4 separate regions of the Homo sapiens genome follow, and regions 2, 3 and 4 are each linked to region 1. The links are chromatin contacts, found by Hi-C or POLR2A ChIA-PET in ENCODE. All regions are on one chromosome and are shown on one strand. Each heading gives the region's core, a stretch centred on a gene start or an enhancer-like site at or near the end of the contact. The rest is flanking DNA. Distances are from core to core; before and after follow the strand shown. Region 1 has its middle 19 kb from the start of CLEC4D. Region 2 holds the start of KLRG1 (killer cell lectin like receptor G1). Region 3 holds the start of PHC1 (polyhomeotic homolog 1). Region 4 holds the start of FAM90A1 (family with sequence similarity 90 member A1).

Region 1 (7,316 bases), core at 3,579-6,078:
ATTTTATTTTGGTGTTAATTTTTAAAATTTATTATTGACCTGTATGATGTCAGAGTTTGCATTCTTTTTATTATTTCATGCTGCCCAAACTGGTGATATAGGAATATACATTATTGCAAGTAATTAAAGCATTACAACGGCAACAACGAATCCCCCTGAGTGTATCAGAGCACAGGAATAAGAATGGGGAATCTTTTATACAATGTCCAGAAATCATGTCTAACTCAGCCATGGTTGAAGATATTGTCAGTCTCTGAGGTAGTCTAACTCAGCTGCAGGAGAAAGTTCAAACCACTGCTCACACTTGAAATCAGAGAAGTAACAGCACTCAAAGTTTTAACAGATGCTTATGGGTACAGAGAATATGAAGGTGGGGTTAGAAAAGAGGATTGAGAGTTGATCGAGTAGTTTTTGGCAGAGATTCCAAAATTCATCAAGAAACAGGAGTCATGAACAAACTGAAGCAGACATCAAATCAATGGGTTAAAAATGGTTGTATTTTGGGAACGGTCTGAGGATAAAGTAAAGAATTTCTAAATTCATAAACCATGCTGGGTGGGGTGGCCCATGCTTGTAATCCCAGCGCTTTGGGAGGCCAAGGTGGGAAGATTTCTTAAGCTCAGGAATTGAGTCTAGCCTGGGCAACATAGTAAGACCTTGTCTTAATAATAAATAAATAAATAAAAATTATAGGCAATGTAAGTGTCTCACTATAGATATCAGATCCTATCAGGTACAATATTAATATCAGTCCTACTAATTAGAGGAACTGATGTCCTTTTTGAGTTCTCAGGTTAAACAGCAAAGCTGAGTTTGCAAAAAGACGATATTGGTGAATACAGCCAGAAGAGGCTGGAGTAAAGGGAGTGACTGACAGATATGGATGCTTTGGAAACAGATTCCTAATAAAGTGGTCTTACGGGTTGTGTCTGTGATTCATTATTTAGATCTTTTGTTGGATCTTTAATGTGTTTGTCCCCTGCCCTCCGACCATTGGCATTATATGTCAAGAGTTTATAACCCCTAAGGACATAATTGTGGCCTTTCTCTGCCCCATCTTCAATGAAAGGGGTTATAAAAATAAACTTATGTAAATTATTTTAAGGAATTTGGGCCACGCCAGTGTAGGTTCGGTACTGTATGAGTAGTCACGTCATTTTGTTATTACGGTACAAGAAAATAGTTTTCTAGCTCAAATGTTCTTAAACTGAAATCATGTAAATGAGACCAGAAAGTCCTTGATGGTAGTGGTGAAGGCAAATTCAGTCAAATTTTTTTGAAGCAAAAAGCCAACCAAGAGTAAAGTTTGAAAATCATGAATTGAGGCAATGCCAAAATTGTCAAATTAGCATGTCAATAGTACACGTCACTGGGTGGCTCAGTACATCTTCTAGAAAGAAGAAATAGGCTCCCCAGGGATTGGAAAAGGAGCAGAAATGTACATCGTGGGAAGGAGGACAACAGTTATTCACTGCAGACTGATGAGCTTCATTTTAATAATTGCCAATAAAGCAAAACAAAGCATAAGATATTTTGAAACTGGCTTTTAAATAACATTCATCTTGGCTTAGAAAATTTAAATGAAGGCATCTTACTCGATCCTCTCTATTGATGAAAATAGCCACTATTAACAAGACAGTGAAGCTGCACCCACAGCCGCCCCTTCCCCCAGATGCTCTGTCCCAGGAAGATGGGAGTTTTATCTACAAGCCCCTGACTGGGGCTGCTGCCTTTCTTTCAGAGATGCCCTGCCCAGAGAGGAGGAATCTAGAGAAGCAGTCTGGCTACAGTGGCTTTGCCGTGCTGCAGTGGGCTCCACCCAGTCCGAACTTCCCAGGGGGCTTTGTTTACACTATGAGAGGAAAACCACCTACTCAAGCTTCAGTAATGGAGGAAGTCCCTCCCCCTACCAAGCTCGTCCCACGTCGACTTCAGGCTGCTGTGCTGGCAGCGATAATTTCAAGCCAGTGGATCTTAGCTTGCTGGGCTCTGTGAGGGTGGGATGCACTGAGCAAGACCACTTGGCTCCCTGGCTTCAGCCCCCTTTCCAGAGGAGTGAACAGCTCCGTCTCACTGGCGTTCCAAGCACCACTGGGGTATGATAAAAAAACTCCTGCAGCTAGCTCGGTGTCTGCCCAAACAGCCACCCAGTTTTGTGCTTGAAACCCAGGGCCCTTGTGTGGTATAGGCATCACAGGGAATCTCCTGGTCTGTGGGTTGCAAAGACCGTGGGAGAAAAGCTTAGTATCTAGGCTGGATAGCACCATGCCTCACAGCAGGGTCTCTCATGGCTTTCCTTGGCTAGGGGAGGGAGTTCCCTGACTCCTTGCACTTCCTGGGTGAGGCAACACCCCACCCTGCTTCTGCTCACCCTCTGTGGGCTGCATCCACTGTCTAACCAGTTCCAATGAGATGAACCAGGTACCTCAGTTGGAAATGCAGAAATCACCCACCTGTGTTGGTCTCACTGGGAGCTGCAGACCAGAGCTGTTCCTATTCAGCCATCCCGCTTATTACAAAAATTGACTCAAGATGGATTAAAGATTTAAATGTAAGACGTAAAACCATAAAAACCCTAGAAGAAAACCTAGGCAATACCATTCAGGACATAGGCATGGGCAACGACTTCATGACTAAAACACCAAAAGCAATGGCAACAAAAGACAAAATTGACAAATGGGATCTAATTAAACTAAAGAGCTTCTGCACAGCAAAAGAAACTATCATCAGAGTGAATGGGCAACCTACAGAATGGGAGAAAATTTTTGCAATCTATCCATCTGACAAAGGGCTAATTTCATGCATGTCCATGTGAAGAGACCACCAAACAGGCTTTGTGTGAGCAACAAGGCTGTTTATTTCACCTGGGTGCAGGTGGGCTGAGTCCGAAAAGAAAGTCAGCAAAGGGTGGTGGGATTATCATTAGTTCTTATAGGTTTGGGATAGGTGTACAAAGTACATTCTTAAGGGCGGGGAAGAATATTACAAAGTACCTTCTTAAAGGTTGGGGAGAATATTACAAAGTACCTTCTTAAGAGCGGGGGAGAATATATGTATCAGTTAGGGTGGGACAGGAACAAATCACAATGGTGGAATGTCATCAGTTAAGGCTATTTTCACTTCTTTTGTGGATCTTCAATTGCTTCAGGCCATCTGGATGTATATGTGCAGGTCACAGGGGATATGATGGCTTAGCTTAAGCTCAGAGGCCTGACAGCTAATATCCAGAATCTACAAGGAACTTAAACAAGTTTACAAGAAAAAAACAAATCACCCCATCAAAAAGTAGGTGAAGGATATTAACAGACCCTTTTCAAAAGAAGACTTTTATGTGGCCAAAAAACATATGAAAAAAAGCTCATCATCACTGGTCATTAGAGAAATGCAAATCAAAATCACAGTAAGATACCATCTCACACCAGTTAGAATGGCAATTGTTAAAAAGTCAGGAAACAACAGATGCTGGGGAGAATGTGGAGAAATAGAAATGCTTTTACATTGTTGGTAGGAGTGTAAATTAGTTCAACCATTGTGAAAGACAGTGTTGCAATTCCTCAAGGATCTAGAACAAGAAATACCATTTGACCCAACAATCCCATTACTGGGTATATATTCAAAAGATTATAAATCATTCTGCTATAAAGACACATGCACATGTATGTTTATTGTGGCACTATTCACAATAGCAAAGACTTGGAACCAACCCAAATGCCCGTCAATGTTAGACTGAATAAAGAAAATGTGGCACATATACACCATGGAATACTATGCAACCATAAAAAAGAATGGGTTCATGTTCTTTGCAGGGATATGGATGAAGCTGGAAACCATCATTGTCAGCAAACTAACATGGTAACAGAAAACCAGACACCGCATGTTCTCACTCATAAGTGGGAGTTGAACAATGAGAACATATGGACATAGGGAGGGGAAAAACACTTACTGGGGCCTGTCAGGGGAGGATAGGGAGGGGGTAGACCTTTGGGGAAAAGAGCTAATGCGTGCTGGGCTAATACCTAGGTGATGGGTTGATAGGTGCAACAAACTACCGTGGTACACATTTACCTATGCAACAAACCTGCATGTCCTGCACATGTACTCCAGAACTTAAAGTATAAAAAATAAAAATAGCAAAGATTTAGTCTGCTAGAGAAAATCTCTGAGCATTTTTTAATTTAAATATTGGTGTTTTCACAGAGAATTCATGGAGAAGGACAAAAAAAGAATTTCCTTGATTAAAAAAAAAAAACAACTTAATACAAGTATCCTAAGTAATATACCAGTAAAAAGATGAGTTCCAGCTGACGCTAGCTCTAATTTTGGAGCATTATGAAAGATGTACCTCTAAAGCAATGATAGGTAACATATGTTGATATGTCAGGCACTGCTCTAAGCCCTGAATGGTAATTAACTTGTTTAATTTTCACAAAATGAGGAAAATGCTATTACTGCCATTTTACAAATAACATACCCAACACTTTAAAAGTTAAAAACTTGCCTGAGCTCCTGAAGAGTGCTGGAATATGCCAGAACCAGAATTCAGATTTAGGCTTCATAACACTCAAGCCCATATTGGTAACCTCTAGGTTAAAATCCTCTGAGAAAAAAAGGACATCTTACGAGTTAAAAAACCACCAATAAACACTAACAGATAAATTAAAAACATCAGAAAATATCTAGCAATCAAATGTTGGGATTCATGACTAGAGTAACTAGAAAAGGAGACTGCGTAAGAAGCAGAGGAAGGAACAGATGTATACCAAGGGTCGTGGTGATGAAACTGGTATCAGCAAGCCAGATGGAAACCACAGCAGCAATTCAGTGACTCAAAAGGGACCCACAGCTTCCTCTTTGGGTGGAAAATGTAAAGAATAGTGATCTGGGGTAATAAGCTTCTCAGCCAGGGTAACTCAGAAATGTTTACAAGTGAGTATGTCTAGACTTACAGTAAAGATCCATTTTTCTTTCCAAAAGTACTTCTGACACATTCTAGAGGGCAGACTGCAGTCAGAGACATTTTAAATAGAAGAAATGTCTTCAAGTAGTGAGACAGCATCCATACTTCCAGGCTACTGATGGGGTATATATGTAGGAGATGAACTCCTTAGGAAACACAGATTACACATTTACATCTCTAGTTCTTTTATAGTCAGGGACATACTTAACTTTCCTTTCAAGGTTACAGTCGTTTCCCCAAACCACTATAACTTTATATTTCATTCTAATCCATCTCAGGTTATCATTTCCCTACTTCTTGTTATTTAGATAATTTGTGTATTGTGTTATATTTTCATTTGTAAGTGATAGAAATAAGCTTGTGGGCCAGGCATGGTAGCTCAGTGCTGTAATCTCAGCACTTTGGGAAGCCCAGGTAAGCAAATTGTTTGAGCCCAGGAGTTCCAGACCAGCCTGGAAAACATGGCAAAATCTCATTTCTGCTGAAGATACAAAAAATTAGTTGGGCGTAGTGGTGCTTGCCTGTAATTCCAACTACTCGGGAGGCTGAGGTGAAAGGATCACCTGAGCCCAGGAGGTTGTGCTGCGATCCATGGTCATGCCGCTTCACTTCAGCCTGGGCAACGGTGAGATCCTGTCTCAAAAAAAAAAAAAAAGAAAAGAAAAGAAAAGAAAGAAGCTTGCTAAAAGCTGCTAATGAAAAATGAATGTATAGGAAGGCTGCTTGTGCATTTCCCAGAATCCGTAGAGCAGAACAACCAGGCCCCACAAGCATAGGGTTGATGTAGCTTGGGGAATCTCAGACACAAAAGCATTTGTGGATCTTAAACCTAGAGCTCTGCCATCAGCAAGATTTGGTTCCCCAAATCGTGGACTCATATTTCTCAGCTTTCATTCGGAATCTATGTGAGGGAGAATTTAATTTTGATAGCCTAGAGCAAGTGTAGCCAAAAGATGGACTCATGTAACTACAAACATGGTTACTAAGCTCTCTGGGGACAAACCTCAAAGGAAATAAAATTGTCAAAAAGTGGAAATGATAGCCCCAAACCTCCTACTTCATCCCAGTGTTTCTGCTTATGCAAAAATTTTTCTTAGAAAATGTGTACACATTACAACCAGCTCATTTACTTAGATACAGGGCACATTGGTCAGAGCTCTGAGATGACATACAATGGAGTGGAATGATCTCCTATGATCAGAATCAGTAGTCAAAATCTCAAAAGGTTAGATAGGTTGAGCAAAAGTAATAAGAAACAACTGAACATGCATAAACATTAAGAGTCATGCTTGTGTCCAGAGATGTAATTGTATGGTCAGTAGTGGTTCGGGGAAAAACCCTCCACACACTGGAAGATCTGCTGTTATTTCCTACCCACAATTGAGCAGACTCCATTACATTTCGGAAGTACTCTGGAGATGGAGTTTATGTGTAAAGATTGTTTCATACAAAAATTACAAAACAGAAAGTTGTTTTCACTATTCAATAAACATGTTATATTTACATTTTCAAAGTATATTCCTTACTATAAAAGGGGAAGCTGGTTGGATCACTGAGAAGCCTTACCTTAAACTTATCACAGCCTTGTTATTAGCCAGTTGGGCAAAGGATAACATGAAGTGTTTTAGGCATTAACTAGATACCAGGTCATACATTTCCTTAATTTATTACAATTCCAATAAATTCCAAGAGAAATGGTCAGCAGAGAATGATTTATGACAGGCAGTATTTATGACAGGAGTTTGAGACCAGCGTAGGCAACATGGTGAAACCCTGTTTCTACTTACAAATACAAAAATTACCTGGGTGTGGTTGTGCATGCCTGTAGTCCCAGTTACTTGAGGAGCTGAGGTGGGAGAATTGCTTGAAGGTCGAAGATGTAGTGAGTCAAGATTGCACCAATCCCAGAAAGTAATGACTTTTAACTCTTGAAATAGGGAAAATGAGGGTGGATGCACCCTTTTTGCTGCCCCACCTCTCCTCTCCCTATATGTACTATTGACGATTATTTGCCCACTCACTGGAATAAATTTTCAGTGTCAGATTACATTAGCAGTTGAATGCATGACTGAGAACTTCTATAGTTCCCACTGCCTCTCAGACCATTAATATGAAATACTAGAAAATAAATTGATTATATATTTGTAGCTGGGAATGGTAACAGGGTTGAGGTGCAAATCAATTTTAGCCTTTTGTAAAATGTATTAATTTTGCATGAGGAAATGTATGTTTGTAGTTGTTGACTTTAAAATAATTTAAAATAATCAAAAACAAGGTAAAATTTCATTGTGATTAAATTCTGATCTTATCACAGATTAAATAAGCGGATTATTTGAAGAAGCCAATATGCTGCCTTTTT
Region 2 (7,316 bases), core at 297-2,796, 500 kb before region 1:
GGGCTTCAATTTTCTGATTAAATTTTAGATAAATTATTCTATATATGTGTGTATCTATGGAGTATTCTGAACTTCTTAAAGAAAAAAATTCATAATGAGAGATGCCTTCATAAATAGAGAATTCTGCATAATAAATATTTGGACTGATGAATCCAAAAGCATTAAGATTTCTAGAAAAACTTTTAAAAATACATTTGCATCACAGGAGAACATTTAATGAAATACACAAATGTTCATTTTTATGTTATGCTAAATTTTAAAAAGGTATCAAACCATAATTGAATTTGTGTAACCACAAGCCAATTCAAGAAGTAAAGTAAATTTTTAAAATTTACTTTAAGTATATATTGAAAGCCTCTAAATAGTTCCAACTAGGTTCCAATTTATCACCAGTTGTGTGTGTGACCTTGAACATATACTTTGAGATATGCATTACTTCTAACGTAATATTTCTATTCCTTAGAAATTAACATAGATACAATTCAAAAATAGGAAAAGGTTACACAAATAAAGATATCCAATGCTATATAATTTATGGTAATAGAAATAGGTCTAAATATCCCAAGTATACTAGAATGATTTAGCAAATTAAGGCAACACTCTCAAAAGACATTAAAAATTATAATAGTAAAACTATGTAGTAAAAAGAGAGAAAGCTTAGGGAACTACCCTAAAGAATACACCTTGTGGGAGTTCACTGCCTACGATACAAAATCAAGGATTAATTTTGGCATTTACACTATTACCTGTCTGTCTCAGATAATATTCTCTCAGGGCTCTATGTAAAAATGGCTCTTTTGCCTTCAAATCCTCAGTCACAGAGACTATTATCTGTAGTTTCTTGATACTTTTTCTTCCCTGTCACCATTCTAGTGCAACACTGTGAAGTTAAAAAAAAAAAACAAAACTAGATATGTAAATCAGTTTCTTTCCTGACAAAAATCTTACTCGTATCCACCAGCAAAACTATTGGTGTCCTCCTCATTCCATAGTCAGAAAAACAGCCATACCTAGAATTTAAACAGCTGGTCCAAGGTTACTCCGAATATAACTAAAGAGATAAAATTCTCCCAACAAAGTTCCCGCTTTAGCTAAGAGCAAGAAGGAATAACGGCAATGCCCTAAGTTGGGTTTCTAAGATGCGATCAAAGAAGTGAACAGTTAGAAAAGAGTTTACCTGAGACCTAAGATCAGATCCTGTACCATACACCAACTTTTCATATTCCAACTCTGGACTTTAAACTGAACCAAAAGTATTTCCTCAAATTATCCTCAATTCTTCTGCACCCTCTGCTTTAAACTTATTCTACTCCCCATTCATCCATAGCCTACTGTTGCTATGCATCGTCTTCCATGCTACCTTGGTTAACTCACATTTTTGCTGTGGTCCATAGTCATTCTGGGCTTGGGTTGCCGTAGGCAACTCTAACATGGAATAAATAACACTGTCAGTCATCTTCAGCTAAGATCTTTCACATGCAGTTGAGAGAGTTAAATTATAGAAGTGTGAAGGGATATGTATCAGTGAGGAAACAGCCCAATCTCTAAACTGCTAGCAGGAAACTTCACAAAAGCAGAAGTAATTTTTCAGGAAATGATTCAAATTTGGGGGCTGCCTATAGAAATTAATATTGTAAGTTGCTATTTTTTTGCCCCATGACACTGTAGATGCTCACTAAATATATATTAAATTGATTCCCCATCTCACCTAATTCTGTTGAGCAAGGAAAAATTGCTCTCAAGTCCAGCAATTTCAGTTATGGAAACTAAAATAAAAGTGAGAGTGGTTACTAGCTATGAATTTCTCTCGGAATTTTTTCTCTGCTTTGTTTCCTTCTGAAAAAGTAGATGTATGCCAAATGAGACTGACTTCATCATTTCTTGGAACTTTTGGGCAGTGATAAGCAATAACGAAATGGACTGTTGGGTGCATATGCCTGGAATCACGGGAGAAATAGACTATTACCCAGATATATTTTGTGAATATGACATGACCACATCTTCCCCAAAACCTTGTCCAAATTGTGTGATGGTCTTTACCCTTCACAGTATCAGAAATTCCATTATATTTTTTCTCTTTGTTGTCTTATTTTTTTTATTATTATACTTCATGCAAAGATAACTAAAAAGAAGAGCAAAGTAAACAAATACATTCTAACATCTTAGTAATTTGTTTTTAGTAGGTGAAAAGTTAATAAAAAGTTAGAGTAGGCCAGGTGTGGTGGCTCACGCCTGTAATCCCAGCACTTTGGGAGGCCAAGGAGGGTGGATCACCTGAGGTCAGGAATTCAAGACCAGCCTGGCCAACATGGTGAAACCCCGTCTCTACTAAAAATACAAAAAAATTAGCTGGGTGTGGTGGTGGGGGCTGTAATCTCAGCTGCTCAGGAGGCTGAGGCAGGAGAATGGCTTGAAACCGGGAGGCGGAGGTTGCAGCGAGCCGAGACTGCACCATTGTACTCTATCTAGCCTGGGCAACAAGAGTGAAACTCCGTCTAAAAAAAACAAAAGTTAAAGTAAGGAAACAGAAAGAGTATTGAAACTCTTAAGAGTGGATAAGATCATCAAGATAGACTGCATAAGGATAAAAGAAGAGAAACAGGGAGTGCTTTATATTAATTTGTTTTATATTAATAAAAACAAATATATTTCTGCTTCCAGCCATGACAGAATGGCATTAGACTTACTCTCCAATCAAAATACAACACATGGCAAGACACACAAGGCAGCTATTTTCAGGAACACACAGGCAGCATTGTGATCCTTGAGAGAATACAAAGGTGAGTGCAATGATCACCCTAGCTTTCTATCTAGGACCACTTTCTAGTACAGAGCACAAAAATGAATCCTAAACAGAACAGCAGTCTTACTAAAATGAGGAGGCAGATATTGGAGTTTTGAGCTGCTTAAATGGCTGGAATTTGCAGGGCAGGATAATTCACAAGAGAGAGGCACCCTTAAGACTGTAGGAATTCACTGTATGTCTGTGGCCAAGTTCTAGGCTGCGCAGACATAGGACAAAACTCTGCAAGTCCAAGCTGAGATAGTTCCTGCAGGGCCAAGAGCTGAACAGAAAGGACAGAGGTGATGCATTGCTTAGTAGCACCAACCAAAAACAGAGCAAAACTTAACATTGCCAAAAAGAGTCATCAATAGTTTAGCTGCCTCTGAGAACAAATTTTCACGCCCTTAATATGAAGGCAAAACAAACAAAATGTGGTCTACACATACAATGGAATATTAGTCTTAGAAAGGAAATCCTGTCATACTTTATAACACTGATGAACCTTGAAAACATTATACTAAGTGAAATGAACTGATCACAAAATGACAAATACTGTGTGATTCCACTTATATGAGGAATCTAAAGTAGTCAAACCCATAGACAAAGAAAGAAGAATGGTTACTGAAAGAAGTTTGGAGGGAAAAAGAAAAGGAAGTTGCTTAATGGGTACAGGGTTTCAGTTTTGCAGTGTGATTAAGTTCTGGAGATACGGTACACAACAATGTGAATATTCTTGTATTCACTTGCTTGGACTATCACAACAAAATACCATAGACTAGGTGACTTAAACAACAGAAATTTATTTATATTTTCATCATTCCACAGACTGAAAGTCTAAGATCAAGATGCCAGCAGAGTTGGTGTTTGGAGAGTGCTTCCCCTGTGGGTTGCAGACTTCTCACTATATCCTCAAGTGGCTTTTCCTCAGTGTGTGCACAAGGGAAGAAAGAGAGAGGGCTCTGGTCTCTCTTCTTACAAGAACATTAATCCTATCAGATCAGGGCCCCACCCTTGTAACCTGATTTAACCTTAATTACTTCCTTAAACACTCCATCTCCAAATACAGTCACACTGAGGATTAGGGCTTCAATATGTGAATCTGGGGGAGACAAACATTCAGTCCATAATAATACTTAACACTACTGAATTGTATGCTTTAAAATAATTAAGATCATTTTTTAAAAAAAGGAAGGTGTATTAGTCCATTCTTGCACTGCTATAAAGAAATACCTGAGGCCAAATAATTGATAAAGAAAAGAGGTTTAATTGGCTCACAGTTCTGCAAGATGTACAGGAAGCATAGTGGCATCTGCTTCTGGGCAGGCCTCAGGAAACTTAGTCATGGTGGAAGGCAAAGGGAAATGTCTTACATGGCCAGAGCAGGAGCAAGAGAGACGCGGGGAGGTGTTACACACTTTTAAACAACCAGGTCTTGTGAGGAACTCTATCAGGAGAACAGCTCTAGGGGTATGGTACTAAACCATTCATGAAAAACCATCCGCGTGATCCAATCACCTCCCACCAGGCCCCATCTCCAACACTGGAGATTACAATTCAACGTCAGATTTGGGTGGGGATGCAGATCCAAACCACATCAGAAGGCAACATAGGAATCAGGGGCTCTTTGAAGAAATGGCTAATTCTAGGGCCAGGACAGGGAAAGTACAAAATAAGCTTGGAGGATCTTCCAGTCTTTTAATGTTAAAAAATAAGCAAGTTAAAAAAAAAAAGATGGGAGCATATCAGGACACAGAAACCAACCTGGAAAAGCTCCCAATGGAACAATATGAACAACAAAATAAATGACAGTGTTGAATTATAACACAAGGGGAAAAACTATATAAATCCATACTGATTTAAATAAATAAATAGGTGAGAAGTGACAAATCTTGCTTACAGAAAATACCAAATAATATATGTAGATACTCCCCATTCAGGATGTGGAATTTAACTCTCCTCCCTTTGAGGGTAGTCAGGGATAAGAGACTCACTTCCAAAGAGTACACTATGGATAAAAGGAAATAGTAACTATTCATTAAAGAATCTTGGCAAATACCACCTCAACCACATGAACAGGGTTCACTGCGTGAACCACCAGTGATGAGTCTTGTTGATATCATGTACCCCCTAATATGATGCAATGATAAAAGCACCTAACCAGTAAGGTTTGTTCCCCAAAATCCATAACCCCAGGGTGGTATTATACATATGTATATATTGGTTTTCATCCACAGTTTCTGGCTCCTAACTCCTATGGTCCCTGTTACAGTCCTTTCTTATAATGTTGAGTGTGTCAGGCCCCAAGGGGAAGGCCTCTGGCCTTCTTCTGCCCTCCTTTCATCTGCCTCAAGGCAGGACTCTAATTTTCCCCTGCCTTTCTGATTGTGGGTCTTAAAACCTTCCCCAGAGAGGGTCCTGCCCTTTACTGGGGTGACAAGGGGAGGGGGTCAGCAGCAAGAATGCTGATGTCCTGAAGCTTCCATAAAAACCCAAGAGAACTGTGTCAGAATGCTTCCAGATGACTGAACCTGTGGAGATTCCTGGAGAGCAGCCTTCCCAGAGAGGGCATGGAAGCTCCACACCCCTTTCCCCATACCCTGCCCTACAGTTCTCTTCATCTGTATCTTTTGTAATATACTTTATAATAAACTGATAAACATAAGGGTTTCCCTGAGTTCTGTGAGCTGCTCCAGCAAATTAACTGAACTCAAAGGGGAAGTTGTGGAAATCCCAACTTGAAGCTTATTGGTCAGATGTTCCAGAGGCCCAGACTTGTGACTGGTGTCTGTGGGTGTAGGGGGTGATCTTGCATATTGAATCCCTGAAATGTAAGATCTAACACTATCTCCAGGTAGATAATGTCGGAATTGAATTAGAGGATACCCAGTTGGTGTCTGCTAATTGGTATGTGGGGAACACCCCTACCACATTTGGTCACACAAGTCTTCTTCTGTGTTGATAATTGTGGTAGTGCTGGTGTGAAAGCAGAAGAAAAACACAGCTGAAGAAAGTTTTCCCCTACACATCCAATGTAAACATGCAAAAAAAAAATCAGATAATTCTAAATTGAGTGGTACTCTACTAAATATCTGACCAATACTCTTAAAATATATCAAGTTCACGAAAAAAAAAAAACACTGAGAAACTGTCATAGACCAGAGGAAAACAATAAATATAACAACTAGATGTAATGTGGTATCCTGGATTGGATCTTGGAACAGCAAAAAGAGCATTAGTGGAAAACTGGTAAAATTCAAACAATGTAGCAATATTCATTTCTTACATTTGAGAAATGTGCCATGATTTTTTAAGATGCTAACATTAGGGGAAATGGGGTGAAAGGTATAAAGAAATGTTCTGTGCTATCTTAAAAACATTTCTGTAAATCTGAAATTATTCCCCAATAAAACTTTTCTTCAAAAAAGAGGATACATAACACAGATTAGCCATAATGCATCACATTTAATATCTAGCATACAATAAAATATTATTAGAATCCAAAGAAATAAGAATATATGGGCCATGGATCAAAGAAAAGTCAGTAAGTAGAAAAGAAACTTATGTAACATAGATGCTGGAACTAGCAAACAAGGACTTTAATATCTGCATAAATACGTTCAAAGACTTAGAAGAAAATATAGTCATAATGAATAAAAATTTGAAGAATCTCAGAGAAGTAGAAACTACCAAAAAGAATCAAGTGACTATTCCAGAACAGAACAGCATTCATAATTTTTAAAAATAACTGAATGAGGGCCAGGCACGGTGGCTCACAGCTGTAATCCAGCATTTTGGGAGGCGGGGGCAGGTGGATAATTTGAGGTCAGGAGTTCAAGACCAGCCTGGCCAACATGGTGAAACCCTGTCTCTACTAAAAACATAAAATATTAGCCTGGCCAACATGGTGAAACCCTGTCTCTACTAAAAATATAAAACATTAGCCTGGCCTGGCGGCACATGCCTATAGTCCCAGCTGCTCAGGAGGCTGAGGCAGGAGAATCACTTGAACCCAGGAGGCAGAGGTTGCAGTGAACTGAGATTGCACTACGGCACTCCAGCCTAGGTGACAGAGCGAGACTCCATCTCAATAATAATAATAATAATAGCTGAATGAGATTAATAGCAAATAGAAGAGGGCAGATAAAAAGGTCAGTAAACATGAAGACAGATTGCTAAAAATAATCCAATATGAAGAATAGAGGGAAAAAATGGGAGAAAAAAATGAACAGAACCTCAGTGACCTATGAACAATGCCAAATAGTATAACAAAAGTGAAACTGTAGTCCCCCAAAATAAAGGGGACATATAATGAAATCGGAAAGGAATTTGAAAAAGTAATGATCAAATATTCCCCAAATTTGGGATACAACCTACAGGTATAAGAAACTCACTGAATCCGCATCAAGATAAACAGAAGGAAAATCACTCCTAAGAACATAATCTAAAACTAATAAAAACCAAAGATAAAAAGAAAATACTGAAAACAGCCAGAGGAAAATAAATAACACATTAATAATGGGAAACAACACAT
Region 3 (7,316 bases), core at 3,731-6,230, 420 kb before region 1:
ACCTCCCAAGTAGCTAGGACTATAGGTATGCACCACCATGTCCAGCTAATTTTTTTTATTTTTAGAGATGGGGTCTTGCTATGTTACCCAGGCTGGTCTTGAACTCCTGGCCTCAAGAGATCTTTCTGAGCCAGGCGTGGTGGCTCCTGCCTGTAATCCCAGCACTTTGGGAGGCCTAGGAGGGCAGATCACCTGAGGTCGGGAGTTCAAGACCAGCCTGGCCAACATGGTGAAACTCCGCCTCTACTAAAAATACAAAAAATTAGCTGGGCGTGGTGGTGGGCGCCTGTAATCCCAACTACTAGGGAGGCTGAGGTAGGAGAATTGCTTGAACCTGGGAGGCAGAGGTTGCAGTGAGATGAGATTGCGCCATTGCACTGCAGCCTGGGCAACAGGAGCGAAACTCCATCTCAAAAAAACAGAGAGATCCTTCTGCCTCAGTAAGTCTATATAGTCCTTTAAAAACCGGAAGAAACAATTACAGCCATGCACCACATATCCACTGTTTGGTCAATGGCAGACTACATACACAGGAGTGGTCAGAGTAACAGCCTATACTGTATAACCTAGGTACGGAGTAGGCTACATAATCTGGGTGTGTGTAAGTGCGCTCTATGACAGTCACGCAATTACAAAATCGTCCAACAATACATTTCTCAAAACGCGTTCCTGTCATTAAGTGACGCGTGAATGTAATTCTATGGTTTATTCTCCATAGGATGTTAAGAAAAGTAAAGCAGTGCAATTTATACAAACTTGTTTCTCCAATTGGGAGCTGGAAATACATGCCATAGCAAAGACTAGATCGGGTGAAAATAAACAAAATGCCGATTAATGTAAAGAAAATAAGAAAAAAAGCTGGGCATGGTGGAGTGTGCCTATAGTCCCAGCTAGTCAGGAGGATAAGATAGGAGAACTGGGAGTCTGAGGCTGCAGTGAGCACTGATCGCACCACTGCACTCCAGCCAGGGCAACAGAGCTAGACCTTGTCTCAAAAAAAAAAGAAGAAAATGTAAAAGTATATTTTAGGTATACAGTAAAGGTAATACAGCCCTAATGGGTTGGAAATAATGAAAAAATAAATAGTGGCTTCTAAAGATTCCTTCACGTAAAATTTTCAACGAATTCAACTAATTGGCATTTTTACATATCAGTATGCTAATACAGATTTATGAAATGAAAATAGTAGTTTGGTTTTAGTGCTAACTGGACTTTACTGTATTCTTATTCTTTAATAATTAGAACTATTTTTATGATATGTATAGTTATTCTAGTAACCAAAATATTTGCTAAAAGACCTCATTTCCTAACAGAATTAATAAAAACATGGAATTTGCTGTTTGTTTAAAAATAAATCTCTAAAGAGTTCCATGATACTTCTATTACTCAAGGGGATTTACAAGAATGGCCAAAGATTAAAAACCTGGCAATCCAGTATGAGAAAGGGTTAGTTAGAATCTAGCTAGATGGACTGAATGTGTTTTTTAAATCCTTATTTGAAAGACCAGATTTCACTGTTTGCTTGCCTAAACATTTGTAAACTCCTAAGATTCTCAGAGCTGGAAGACAGCTTAGTCATCATCTAACCCAACTCTCCCCAGTTTGTTGAAAAAGAACTGAGTACAATTATTTTCCAGCATCACTGCCTACCACAAGCCAAGACTCACAGACCATGGCCCCTCAGAGCTGAGTCTCACCTGCACTGCTTGTCGTTCATAAAGTGACATTTGAGCTATCTGGGGCCGAGAGCTGCCCCCTGAGCTAGAACTCCCATTGGTGGAATTGGAGTTCTGCTCGCTCTCAGTCTCCATGATAGTGGTCCAGGGTCCCCAAGGCTGGTGCTCTGTCTGACTCAAGACCTAGAGGGAAGCAGTAAAAGGTTAAAATTTATATCTTGATCCCAAGCTGTTATCTCATGTTATTATTCAAAAACACAGGAAATCCATAAGTATCTAAGAATCTTCCTCCTCTTCCATAAGCCATGATTTCTCATCTTAAAACTCCCAAATCTTCAATACACTCTTGCAACCATGTCTTCCCAATACTACCATCTTTTGAAGCTATGCAGTCTCAAAAGAAACAACCTTTACGTATTCCCTCATGGCTGTCATTAAATAAAACGGCCAGAATGTGAGATGGCACCTTACAATACCAAAGTTACCTTACATTCCCATAGCATTTTTTAACAGTTTAAAATCTTTCCACTTAAAAGTTTTGGTTATCTCATTTTTGTCTCCATCTGCATCGTTATCATCCAAATGAGTCACCATATACTGGAGAGCCACTAGTTGCCTCCTTTCACTGGGCTAGGCACTTCACCTATGCTGTATCTCTCTCATAGTAGTGCTGTAAAGTCAACACTGTTATCCTCATTCTACAATTTGAGACATAAGGTTTTCTGAGGTTAAAGAAGTTGCCCTAGTAAGTATCAAGTCTTTGGACTAACACATGCTTCTTCAAACCAAACTGTAATTAAGGCAGTGTCATTCACTATGATAGTGAGTAGTTATCCTCATTTTATGGAGGAGGACCTTAAGATACAGACACATTCAGTGGGTCATGGAAGGTCATAAAACTAGGAAGCAGAAGAGCTCACCTACAGCCCACATAGCCCAAATAGCTGCCTGGTTCCAGCTCAGGCTACTAATAACACCTCAGGCATGTTGCTTTCCTTCCTTATACCTGTTTCCTCACTGCAAAGGAGGCTTCATACTGAATGTAATATATCATTTTAAGAAATGACTCCGGAGTATGAAACATAGAAATACACACAATGAAAATCTTCAAGAAAGTAAGATGCAACTTTATAATCTACTAACATGTCAGAATTTACCCACTGGGGACTACACTTACATTTGCAAAAAGACACATATGAAAACACTGCTAAGAACCAAGCAAAGAGGCAGGAGATGAGAAGAAGAAATATTCTTCCAAAGCAGCACTAAATGACAATAAGGTTTTTACTCATTCTTTTTTTTTGTTTTTCTCTTTTGTTAAGCTACACACTATTTTCTCTACTTCTGAGGCACTGGGCCACTAGAAATATCAGGTCACCAAAATATTATCTGGCTTAAGAATATAAACATCAAACCAGAATTTCTGCTAAGTGTTGTCAACAGTTTCATTAGGGTGAATGGACTGGTCTTAGGGATTGCATCCAAAACAAACAAACAAGCAAAGTATCAAACTGCTTGGCCTTGGCAATAAAGCTGAGGATATTTCTTATTATCTCATTCCCAGTATCATCCAATCACACTATTATCCCCCCCCAGTCTTTAGTTTCATTTAGGACTAGCAAATGTCACTGCAAACATGTATATTACCCAAAAAGTACATAGGAAAAATCATATCAGCTTCAACTAGTCTACCTTCTCCCCACATCTTTTGCCAAAATATCAAAGCACTAAACAGATACAGACCCATGAATCCTCATTATCAGCATGTGAAGAAAAAAAGTGGGTAAGGATTAGAGGCAGCACGGCACAGTTTTATAGATTACTGGATTTAGTTCACTGGACTCAGAGACACGAGACCCCTTTGCTAGGTATAGAGAACATAATTCCTACATTCACATGTGAAAATACAAACCGTATGACCCCTCGTCTTCCCAAACCTGAATTCTGATTAATAATTTTTTTTGGATTGTGAACTAGAAATAAAAATGTAAAGGGACCAACTTAAAAGTCTCAATAAAATCAAGGGAAACTGCCACCAAAACCAGGATTCCTGGATCCCGGGCACATAAATGTATTCATTTGTGATCAACATTATGACTACAAGATTAAATATAAAAAATGGAGACAACAAACAGTTTGGGCAGCACCAGGTATCAAAATTTTCCAAATTAAACTGGAAGACAGTGAGAAGCTGATCCACAGATGCCCCCAGAGTAGCTAAGCCATGGTCATCTTAAAAGGTAGCATGTGGGCATACATGGGGTTGGGTAGGCGCACAGACCTACCGAAGGGAGTTAGAATGGGACATTGAGGTGGACTTAGCATTGGGCCGAGAGTTGGAGAAAGTCAATATCCCTAAGCACGAAACTCTTATCATGCAGAAAGGATGGGACATAGGAAGGGGGACGGGAGAAGGGGGTGGTTCAGGGAAGACTGTGCCAAAGACACGGTAATAATCAAGAGAACAGGGAGTAGACGCCCAAGGGTCCTCGTTCTATATAGAACCTTGATGAAAATGATGTTTCAAAGAGAAATCAAATACACTGGGGGAAGGGGGTGGATCCAGTGGTGCGCCGGGAATGAACTGACCCAAGTGAGCTGGGACATGTGCATACAGAGAGCAGAGGCAGAAGTCAAGGAACTGGAGGCTGAGGAACCCAGCGGACCACGAAAGCAGGGAGATAACTAGACAGCATGCTCGGCTGGAAGGACCAAAGTCAGAGAAGGAAAAATGAATAAGAAAATGAGCAGTCAGAGGCAGCTAGGGTGACGGACAGACAGCATGAAGCGCAGCAGAATGAATAGCCAGAAGACTCGGACAGGCAGAGCCGAAGGACCGCAGAGCTCAGCGCCGGAGGTAGGCAGGGAAAGCAACTGGGGGAGGTACCTGGGGCGTTACACAGATGGAGGTGGCTGAGGATACATCCCCGCGCAGCCAAGCCCCCAGAGGTCCTGCCCCTCCCCGGCCCTCGGTCGCCCGGTTACCTTCTCGCCTGGCTGTGCACCCAAGTCTTCCCCGGGGGCGTCCACCTCATGTGCCGGGGTCCCCAGTCGCCAGGCTGGGCTGGGGGCTCGCTCGGCCTCCGCGGCGGGCTCCCCTCGCCTCCTCCCCTTCCTGGAGGGGCGGGGGCGCCGAGGGCGGGGTGGGAGGCGCCCGGCGCGACCGCGGCTCCCCGCCCCTCCCGCCGCTCCGGGTGCGGGCCCGGCCGCGGCTCAGCCAGGCCTCCGGGGCTCGCTCCGGGCCTGTCACTTCCTGCCCGGCCGAGAAGGTGGGGGCCGCAGGCCAGGGGCTGCGGGCCGGGCTGGAGGAGGGGGCTGCGGGGAGGTGCTTCCGGGGCAGCCGGACCCCCCCCCCGCCGTCCCTCCGCCTCCCCTCGGCGCCCTCCGCCCCCTCCCTCCCGCGCGTCCCTCGTTTCCTGCCGGCGCCCGTTGCCATGGCGACGCAGCTCCCGGGCCTCTGCGCTCCAGGCCCAGGGGTTTTTTCCTCTCTTGCTCTCTTTCTCCTCTTTTTTACCCCCTTCTTTCTCTCCGAGTTCTGCTCGCCGGTTGGAAGGACGAAACTAAGAAAGTGCTGGCCTCTAGTGGGGAACGCACCTCTCGGAGAGGAGAGGGAGATGGGAGAAGGGAGGGAAGTGACGTGAGACGGGGAGAAAGAAGGTATTTTCTGGAGCTGCTGGGAATAAGGGGTAGAAAGAAAGGATCAAAGGGACCAACAGACAGAGAGGGAGAAAGAGCAAAGCAACGACCCCTAGAGAAACGATAGACTGGGAAAAGAAATGAAGCAAAGGAAAGGAAGGAAAAGGCGAGAAAAACTTTGAGAATGAGAGAAAGGAGAGAGAAGGTTGATTGTTTAATCCCTCACCTCAACTCCAAGAAGGCGGGAAAGAATGCTGCAGAAACAGCTAACCCATTAGGAGTTGACTTCATTTTCAAAGCAGCAACCTAATGTAACTTCCTTTGGATAGCATTTAAGTTTGTCATTTCAGGGATTTGTGTGTGCTTCGATTTCAATATGTATATGAGTTCGAATGACAAAAACGGGAAAAGGCCAGAGTATAACGAGATGTAGAACAATGGGGCTGTCTCTGGGAACACTAAACATTTGATAGGGGAGCCGTTGTCGTTGTATTTATGATATCAACTTACCGGTTTTTAATTACTCTCTCATCGTTCAACATTCAATAAATATTTATAGAGCGTCTACTATGTGCTAAACCGTGGAAGCTTGGATTGCATCAGTGCACGAAACAAAGATAACTGCCTTACTGCCTTCATTAACCTTTACAGAAGGGTCTGGGGGATGCCTCGTGGATTAACAACTGGGATTGATGCCTTTTCTCTTGCTCTCAGTCTTTTCCTAACCTCTATCCTAAACAGTTATTTTCTCTGTCAATCCACTCTTCCTTTTCTCCTTTAAAAGCCCATGCATGGTTTGTTTATAGAGAAAAAAACAGAAGTGTTATCTTTGCTTATAAATTATATCCATTTAGATTTTGCTTTGAGAGAGGAGTATTTGGACTCCAAGGTCTTTCATTTGTGGCAGCCAGATTAAAATCGGAGAACAATTTCTGCCAGGCTTCTAGGAACTAGTCAGACAGGTATGTGAGGGAAGAAACCGGAGGGCAGCCAAAGGACTGGAAAAGCGAAGACACGGGGTATGAGGAGGTGAAAGGGTGTGTTACCAGGCCGTGGATGACAGGCACTGGCTGAGGATGATTTGAAAAGATTCTGACTGGTAGAACTAGTGGTGAAAACGAGGTAAAGCATTCGTTGTTTAATTCACACCTGGATTTTTGGCATGTCAAAGCAGTTAAAGCTTTCTTGCAGAAGTTTAGAAATGGATATCGATTGAGCCTAGGCGGAATTTTCTAGCACCAATGGAAAAAAAAAGCATCTATAGATAATTTTCAGATTATACAACATTAAAGTTAAGAAACATGACTCATGTGCTTCCTTAGTTTCCCTGGGAGAATTATCACTGTTAAGTGTCTAAAGAAGATTTGTAAGCTATAACAAGAATAAGGAATGCAGATATCAGAGGGTATGGACTTGTTTTTCTATAGCCTATGGAACTTGTGTACCAAGAGGGTACATGACCATATCGCATTTCACCCTCCTTACAAATGGAGCAGAATTACCGCTACTGCATATAGTTACATTCCACCCCTAAAGATTTTTTTTTTTTATTTACTAGGTCACCGGCTCCTATAGCTACTAGATAATGTTAGGGGATAAGCGATGAATACTTTTGTTGAGTGCCTGTTATAAATTTAGCCTGAGAATAATCTATCATGAGGCGAGCTATACTGATTATGGGCCAGTAGTTTAATTTTTATATGTAAAGGTGTGTGCTCCATATATCACAGGATTCTTTTCAAGTTCATTTTTCTCCAAGTCAGGCCAGTGTTCTAAGGTCATAGGTCTAAACAGTTCCCACCAAAAAAGATTTAGTATAAAAAAGAAATATATCAACAGCAAAGTAAAGTTATAGGAAAGCCTCCATCCATAAGAAAATCATTTTCATAGACTAAATCAGCTTGAGAGCAGGCATTGAAGAACTTATCTCGGTCTAAACAGCAAAACAATCTGTGTTCCCTAGAGAATACTCAACTTTTTTTTCTTAATTTTTCTAAAGTTTCT
Region 4 (7,316 bases), core at 3,510-6,009, 270 kb after region 1:
CCACAAACTGCCCTCTAATAAGATATCAGCTGTCTAAGCGTGTGGGTGCCGCCTTTCTGCCAGTAGTTCTGGTTCTTAAGAAAAGCACCATAAATCAGACATGAAAATTCTGGCTCCAAAAATAGCATTTTCTTTGTGCAAATAAAAACGTGTGTATCAAGTATGACGTTCCCCCAACGTGGACACACTTGGTTCCTCAGAAAGCCAAGCCCGCTGCAGCTGCCACATCCCAGGGCTTATGGTGCAGCAGGTGCTTTTTTCAAGACAGGAATCAAAGTGTTAGGAACACGGCAGACAGGTGACACCTGGATACCAAATGCAGGATGAGGAGTACTGCAGAGGTCACAGGGAAGTCACAGAACAGTAATACGCTAGCAGGGGCATGGGGCGTGAAGAACAGAAGAAGACAGGAAGCGTTTCAGAGACTCCAAAGAAGAAATCAGGGCCCACCACAGCTTCCCGGGTCATTCACCAGGTGGCACCACTGCCGTCATTTCAGCTTCTGGCCACTGGGAGGCGCTGCTCGAAAGGGTTTGCCCTGAGACTCCAAGAAGAAGCTGCGGGAAGGACAGCAGGGGCCCTGGGGTTTTAGCCTCTGGCCCAGGAGTTATGTGTCCATAACCAAAGGGAGCATAGTCTGCACCCAGCTCTCATCCCATCAGAGCTGCTGCGACTCCCGCAGGTTCTTCTGGAACTGGTTTAGCTTGCCTGCAGGATCAGGAGAGTTTGAGAAAAGCATCTGCAAAATGCTAAAGAGCAGAGCTTACCTCATTGCCTGTCCCCATCTCATCCCAGGTCACCACCTGGCTGACCCCAGGTCCCCGACCCAACAACAACCCCTCCCAAGTCCCTAACTCCCTCACTTGGACTTGAGACCCTTCACAACCCAGCAGCGCTCCGCCTCCAACGTGACATCATGCTTTCTGGAAACTTCCCCGTATGTCCCACTTTCCCACACTTGGTGCCCTGGAGCACCTTCCGGCCTCTACATGCTGTACGTTCCCCTGTGAGCACCCTCCTCTCGGCCTCTGGCCAACACAGTCCCACCCATCTGTGGGTAACAAACGGGTGTGTGTGTTCTTTTCAGCCTTGCTAAACTGTCTGAATCAAGGATCACAAACTACAGCCTGCAGGCCAAAGCCAGCCCACAGCCTGTGTTTGTAAATAAAGCTTTATTGGAACAAAGCCACACCCCTTAATCTACAGATGATCTGTGGCTACTTTCACACCACAACAGAGTACCATGGTTCTGACAGAGACTGGGGGACCCTGTCTAAATGACTTCTGACCTGGACCTTTACTGAAAATCCTCCCAATCATTCTGTTGACAAGAATGGTGTATTACTTTTTGCAATAAGAAACAAGTAACCTTTGCAGAATTCCACCCATCTTTCAAGGCTGATCCCAGAAGTTCCCTCTGCCCACGCACCTACCTGATCCTGATCACTTCCTAAACTGCAGCCCGGCCCACCCGGCTCCAGCATCATTTGTGGAGTCTCAGCTCCATAAATCCAGAGGGCAGGTGGGGGTGTGTCCTAATTTTCCCGAGCCTACTGTACCGAAACAGGACAGCAGAGTAGGAAGCCTCTGTGACTTCTGCTCCCTCCCTAGCTTTTCCACCAGACCCTGCATGGTCCCACCCTGGCTGTGTGAAGCAGGGATCAGGGAGCGTGGCTCGATGTCAGTCTCCAGAACCCTGTCCACCCTGGCGTGGTGGCAGACATGGCTACCTGCAGCTGAGCTGCCAGTTCCTCTGAGTCCTCAAAGACCAGGCCATTTTCTTTATGTTTCACCAGCTCATGTAAACTGCAGAGAGAACCAAGGGAGCCTGAGAGCTGCCTGGGGAAGACACCAGACCCCTGGGGTGCCCAGCTGGGCTCCCACCCACCCCACGCTCAAGCCAGGCTGGGGGTTGGAACAGGGGGTGTGGTTTCTGGGAGCTGGTTCTTAGATTTGGCATCTGAAGGGTATAAAGGCCTGGGGGGGGTGCACATCAAAATGACCAAATCGATTTGAGGAGAGAGCCTTAAGGAAGGTTTGTACCTTCTGTGCTGGATGCTCTTCAAGGACTGAAGAATTATTTTTGCATGTTTTTCTTAATTCCATGGCCATGGAACAAGTAAAGGCAACCCCCTGGGGACTGGTTCAGCACATAAAAGATGACTTTTCTAGGACACCAGATTTGATCCCGACATTCCCTGAGCTCAGCTCACATGAGGGGCTCGCATCCCTGAATCCCATCCAGGAGCTGGCTCCTGAGCAGGGGCCAAGGGCTCAACTTGTGCTGGGGCTACTGCTTCTAGAATCTCCTCTAACGCCGCCCTTCCAAACACCCGTCTATGCTGGGTGCAGTGAGGCCACAGCATGACACTCATTTAACTCGTTCAAACCCAGCACGTGAGCTTGGCCAAAAGGGACATGGTGGGAGAGAAAAACAAAGAAAACCATGTAAGCCTGCAGGCAATTCCCGCCAATTCTACTCTAGGAGCAAAAGCCCCGAGTGGAGTTCTTGTATTTAAGGTACTTTTTTTTTTCATATTGGGTTGGTGCAAAAGTAATTGCCATTTTTAATGGCAAAAACCGTGATTACTTTTGTACCAACCTAAATATAACATGAGCTCTAAATGGAAGCAACTACTTCAGTGAGGCTCAGCCCAGCCACAGCAACCGCAGGGCTCCTCCTCGTGGCCTCCAGTGTGTGCTGGACTGACCGAGGGGCAGGGCCTCACTGTGGGCAGCTCACTCTGCACTGCTTCCCCCTCAGTGGTGGATCTGTGAAGCTATCCCCAGAAAGATTGGGGTTCTGCTCCTACCACTTGAAGTTCACGGCACACGCAGGCAAACAGCACCTGAACATGTCCACCACCTTCATGGGCAGGTCCAGGCCACTGGAGGATGTGTCCAGAGAGACACCCAGGTCCACTAACCCTGCTAGGCAAGAGGGGTGGGTCAGAGCGCTGGTCTCTGCCCTGGGAACACAAATCCTCCCAGCACAGTGAGACAACTTCCCCCGAGGGGAGTGAAAATTGGATAAGGTCCCCGACAACCCCAAGCACAAGTGGCTTAAGGTGGCCAAGCAGCCACACGGCCTGGGTGGGACATCTGAAAATGTAAGTTGACACTTTTTCTACATAGCCACAATTTGTTTTTTGTTGTTGTTGTTTTGTTTTGTTTTGAGACAGAGTGTCACTCTGTCACCCAGGCTGGAGTGCAGTGGCACAATCTCAGCTCCCTGCAACCTTCACCTCCCAGGTTCACCTCCCGCCTGTAATCCCAGCATTTTGGGAGGCCAAGGCGGGTGGATCACCTGAGGTCAGGAGTTCAAGACCAGCCCGGCCAACATGGTGAAACCCCATCTCTACTAAAAAAAAATACAAAATTAGCGAAGCTAATTCGTGGCAGGTGCCTGTAATCCCAGCTACTCAGGAGGCTGAGGCAGGAGAATCGCTTGAACCCGGGAAGGCAGAGGTTGCAGTGAGCCAAGATCGCGCCATTGCACTCCAGCCTGGGCTACAAGAGCGAAACTCCGTCTCAAAATAATAATAATAATAATAATAATAATAATAATAATAATAATAACAAGAGCGAAACTCCGTCTCAAAATAATAATAATAATAATAATAATAATAATAAACCACATCACACCCACCACAAACCAGCTGTCAGTGTGAAAATAAAGCCAAATAGCTTAACATTTCTAAAGACTAGCTGGGGCTAGGCATGATGGGTCAGGCCTGGAATCTCAGCACTTAGGGAGGCCAAGGCGAGAGGATCACTTGAGGTCAGGAGTTCAAGACCAGCCTGGCCAACATGGTGAAACCCTGTCTCTGCTAAAAATACAAAAATAAGCCAGGTGTTGTGGCGGGCTCCTGTAATCCTGTAATCTACTTGGGAGGCTGAGGTGGGTGAATCGCTTGAACCCAGGAGGCGGAGGTTGCATGAACTGAGATCGTGCACTCCAGCCTAGGCAACGGAGCAAGACTGTCTAAAACAAAGACTAGCTGGAGAATCCTGCCAGGAAAAGGCCCTCAGACTCCAACTGCTCTGCTCACTCGAAGCTGGAAGATGCGGCTCTAGAGACGCATCAGGACCAAGCCACGACTCCCCACTTGGAGAAATCAACGCGGAAAGAGACGGAGGCAAAGGAGAACCATCGCACTGGGAGAGGCGACGCTGTTTGACACATCGTCCCTGTACCTCCCAAAGCCACTGCCCTCCCACACCTGGGCAACAGTGGCCCCAACCCCAGGCCCAGCCCTCCTGCAGGAAGGAAGAGGACTGAATGGAGGGCGTGGCAGACTGAAAGGACGTGGCCTCCTCAAACCCCTTGGTAAAGGGCCTCTGGGGCCACCTGGCAGGGAGGGGCTGGCACACCAGGAAGTAGCCTCCTCCCGGGAGTTCAGCTAGAGCCCAGGTCCTGTCCCCAAGTGGCCTCCAGAGCCACCTTTTCTGAAAAAAGTACATCCTGCCCACCCCTGTTCCCCCTGCTTAAGGCCCCGCGTCCTCCCTGAGCCTCCTGCTGGCCTCTCACCTAGAAGCGGGGGTAGTCCTCGGCCCTCCAGCCAGGGGGTGCAGACCTGGATGTGCTGGAAATGCTTCTGGTGGATGAGGCGGCTGTAATACTCCCTCAGAGGCCCTTTGCCTTCACAGAGAAAAGCAGACACTGCCATGGACCCGTCTCTCTCCGTGCCACGTGGCCCCAGGCCCAAGACACTCCCCCTAGGAGGGATCCTTTTCCCAGAAGCTCCACCCCTCGGCAGCTCCAGTCAGGCCCCATCCGGGCCCTTCCAGAAGCAACCCAGGAGCCCCGAGACCTGCAGGGATGTGTGCACCCTGACCCCTGACGCATAGCCCTGCACCTGCAGCCAGCTGGCCTCGGGCTTGAAAACATGGCGGGGTAAGCACTGGCCTGGCACCCGACCGCCCACTGGGTGGACCCAGCCTTCTGTCTGTGTTGTGCGCAGGGGACACGAGGACTCCCGCTGCCCTGACACAGCCCCCAGATCACATGGCGCAGGTTCCAAGCCGCCCCTGCCCTGCCACAGCCCCCAGAGCACACGGCGCAGGTTCCAAACCACTCCTGGGAGCCTAGAGGCCAAAGGAGGGAGGAGAGCAGGACCAGCAGCTGGCCCAGACCCCGCCTCTTCCCACACCGCTTCTGCTTTTCCCCCTCCTCACTGAGTCATCTTGAAAGGGCTCAGCAGCAGTAACTGAGGGACAGGGGCTCTTCCGTTTGAAAAATTAAAAGAGGCTTGGTTAAGGCAACAATGACATGACCGGGCACAATGGCTCATATCAATAATTCCAGCATATTGGGAGGCCAAGGCAGGTGGATCACCTGAGGTCAGGAGTTCAAGACCAGCCTGGCCAACATGGTGAAACCCTGTTTCTACTAAAAATACCAAAATAAGCTGGGTGTAGTGGGCACCTGTAGTCCCAGCTACTCGGGAGGCTGAGGCATGAGAATTGCTTGACTGTGAGACGCGGAGGTTGCAGTGAGCTGAGATCACACCACTGCACCCCAGCCTGGGCGACAGAGACTGTGTCTCAAAAAAAAAAAAAAAAAAAAAAAAAGACATCAATGAAGAAACAAGAAAAAAAAAAAGATGCTTGGAAACTACTGAAAAATTAGAAAGCTTGGTATGTACAGATTCACATCTGGGCTCCCTGCCCTGCTGTGAAACCCTCTGAGCTTCAGTTTCCCACATGTAAAGCAGTATAAGACCCTATGGCAGAGAGCTGCAGTGGGGATTAAGGAGACAAGATCGTGGGAAGCACAAGGTAAAGGCGGCGTGCCCCTCCCTGGACTCCAATGCCTGGAGTCTCAAGACCAGCTGAAAAGGGAGCCAGGCACTGAAGGACAAAGCGGTGTTGACTTTCTTCATCTGTGTTTCCCAGTGCGCTCCAATTCACGGTGGTTTCCAAGCGCATTCTGGAGGAGAAAACACATGAGTGTGTGGTCAGGGTTCTCTGCTGACAGACCTACCGTGGGGAAGAAAGAGAAGCTCTGAAGATGGATCATGGCCGTGACTGCATGTCAAGGAGAATCTCCATGATGACACGGAGGCCTACGTCGAGATAGAGTAAATATGGTCCAATTAAAAGGTGTCTATTTTACCACATTTTTTAAAACAAAACAAAACACAAAAACAAAAAAGATGGAAAAGAAGACAGGGGTACAGGCACCAGTGTTACATATCTGACGGGGAACATCTATTCTTCAAAGCTTGCAGCTGTACACGTAGGTTTTAGAATGTCTGTCAGCAGTGGACATGATCTTAGAGTGGGCTGTGCAGATAGACCTTTCCGAGTCATGTAATTGGATTAAGTTAATTGTAATTAACCTACATGTAACTGATTAGGTTAGGGTACGTTCCACGTCAGGTGACCAGAGGCAGTATAAAAGGCAGCCTGGAAAGCAGAGGTCCCTCTCTGCCCCTTCCTCCGTCTTCCTGGATGCTGCATCGCTTCCAGCGGGGCTGCTCCAGCACCTGCCCATCTCAGCGCCAGCCGGGGAAAGAAAGTAGACGTGTAATTTCAGGTTAGTTTCACTGAACAGTTGTTTGTTTCACGCAATCCCTGAGGGGTGGGGGGGAAAAGAGACAAAGGAGGCCGAAAGAAAGCGATCACACTGGGGCTTGCTGATGCGGTAGGGTGTGCTCTCGTTACTAGTAATTCTTGGAACAGAAAACGAGAAAGCATTTCCGTCTCCATGTGTGGGATAAGACCAAGGTGGGAATGCGAAAAGAAATGTACTGCAGCATGCTGAATTGGTGGGTAAATGGAAAAAGGACTTTGGAAAAAAGGGTGGTTTGCCCTTCAGCCGTGTAAGACATTGATACGATATGGCACTTGTTCACCGTTCGTTTAGATGAATTCGTGTGGCATGCGTAAAATACCAGAAAAATAAATAAAGAGGGGCTGGAGCTAAAGCCAAAAAGATAGAACAGGAAAGACCATCACCTGCTAGTGTGGTAGAGAGGAAGATAACTTCTCTCTATGAATTTGTGTTTGGAAGTTGCCTAATGAAACGGCAAGAGTAGCGATTCAAGTTGTGACAGGAGGCATCCCTTATCCCAGATTTCAAACAGACCTGCCAAAGGGTGACACACGCCATGCCCTGTGGCTTCGATCATTCTGTCGGTCAAGGGAGATAGAGTCATCGTGTCTTCTACCGGAGTGAATCGTGATAGACCTAAGTCCAGTCTCCAGAATCAGTTGTTAGTTTGGGGTTGAAAGCTCAACTCCCCATACCTAGGCCACGGGCCCTGTGGCAGGCGAGGTTTACTCTTGGACTAGGTAATCATGGCAGAGGA

Evidence for each region. A loop is a pair of places that touch in the nucleus more often than their neighbours do. ChIA-PET counts read pairs that join two places held with the same protein, here RNA polymerase II (POLR2A). Pooled maps may share reads with other maps.
Region 2: a pooled map shows a loop between it and region 1 (14-fold over the local background). The contact joins the promoter of KLRG1 here to the enhancer-like site in region 1. A Hi-C loop is called at or near these places in 6 of 37 single-sample maps with no recorded cell type and 9 of 50 pooled maps.
Region 3: a pooled map shows a loop between it and region 1 (11-fold over the local background). The contact joins the promoter of PHC1 here to the enhancer-like site in region 1. A Hi-C loop is called at or near these places in 6 of 50 pooled maps.
Region 4: a pooled map shows a loop between it and region 1 (2.9-fold over the local background). The contact joins the promoter of FAM90A1 here to the enhancer-like site in region 1. A Hi-C loop is called at or near these places in 1 of 50 pooled maps. POLR2A ChIA-PET finds 5 or more read pairs at or near these places in 2 of 52 experiments (GM12878 and WTC11).

The regions. Positions count from the first base shown.
Region 1 is chr12:8,490,808-8,498,123 of GRCh38, reverse strand. No RefSeq gene overlaps it. Among named protein-coding and RNA genes, the nearest start is that of CLEC4D, 19 kb to the left of the region's middle. RefSeq lists an enhancer at 4,999-5,048. Within about 2 kb of position 4,828, at least 3 of the 41 ENCODE cell types and tissues checked have a DNase peak (open chromatin) inside an H3K27ac peak, as active enhancers do.
Region 2 is chr12:8,983,776-8,991,091 of GRCh38, reverse strand. It overlaps KLRG1 (killer cell lectin like receptor G1), which reads right to left and starts at 1,546. Exons shown (of 5, transcript NM_005810.4): 1 at 1,375-1,546. The coding sequence starts at 1,456.
Region 3 is chr12:8,912,173-8,919,488 of GRCh38, reverse strand. It overlaps PHC1 (polyhomeotic homolog 1), which reads right to left and starts at 4,980. Exons shown (of 15, transcript NM_004426.3): 1 at 4,662-4,980; 2 at 1,698-1,859. The coding sequence starts at 1,811. RefSeq lists silencers at 4,529-4,818, 4,889-4,938, 4,989-5,098 and an enhancer at 7,295-7,316.
Region 4 is chr12:8,225,061-8,232,376 of GRCh38, reverse strand. It overlaps FAM90A1 (family with sequence similarity 90 member A1), which reads left to right and starts at 4,759. Exons shown (of 7, transcript NM_018088.3): 1 at 4,759-4,897; 2 at 5,899-6,105; 3 at 6,385-6,541. It also overlaps the pseudogene ALG1L10P and the pseudogene FAM86FP. RefSeq lists an enhancer at 5,148-5,197.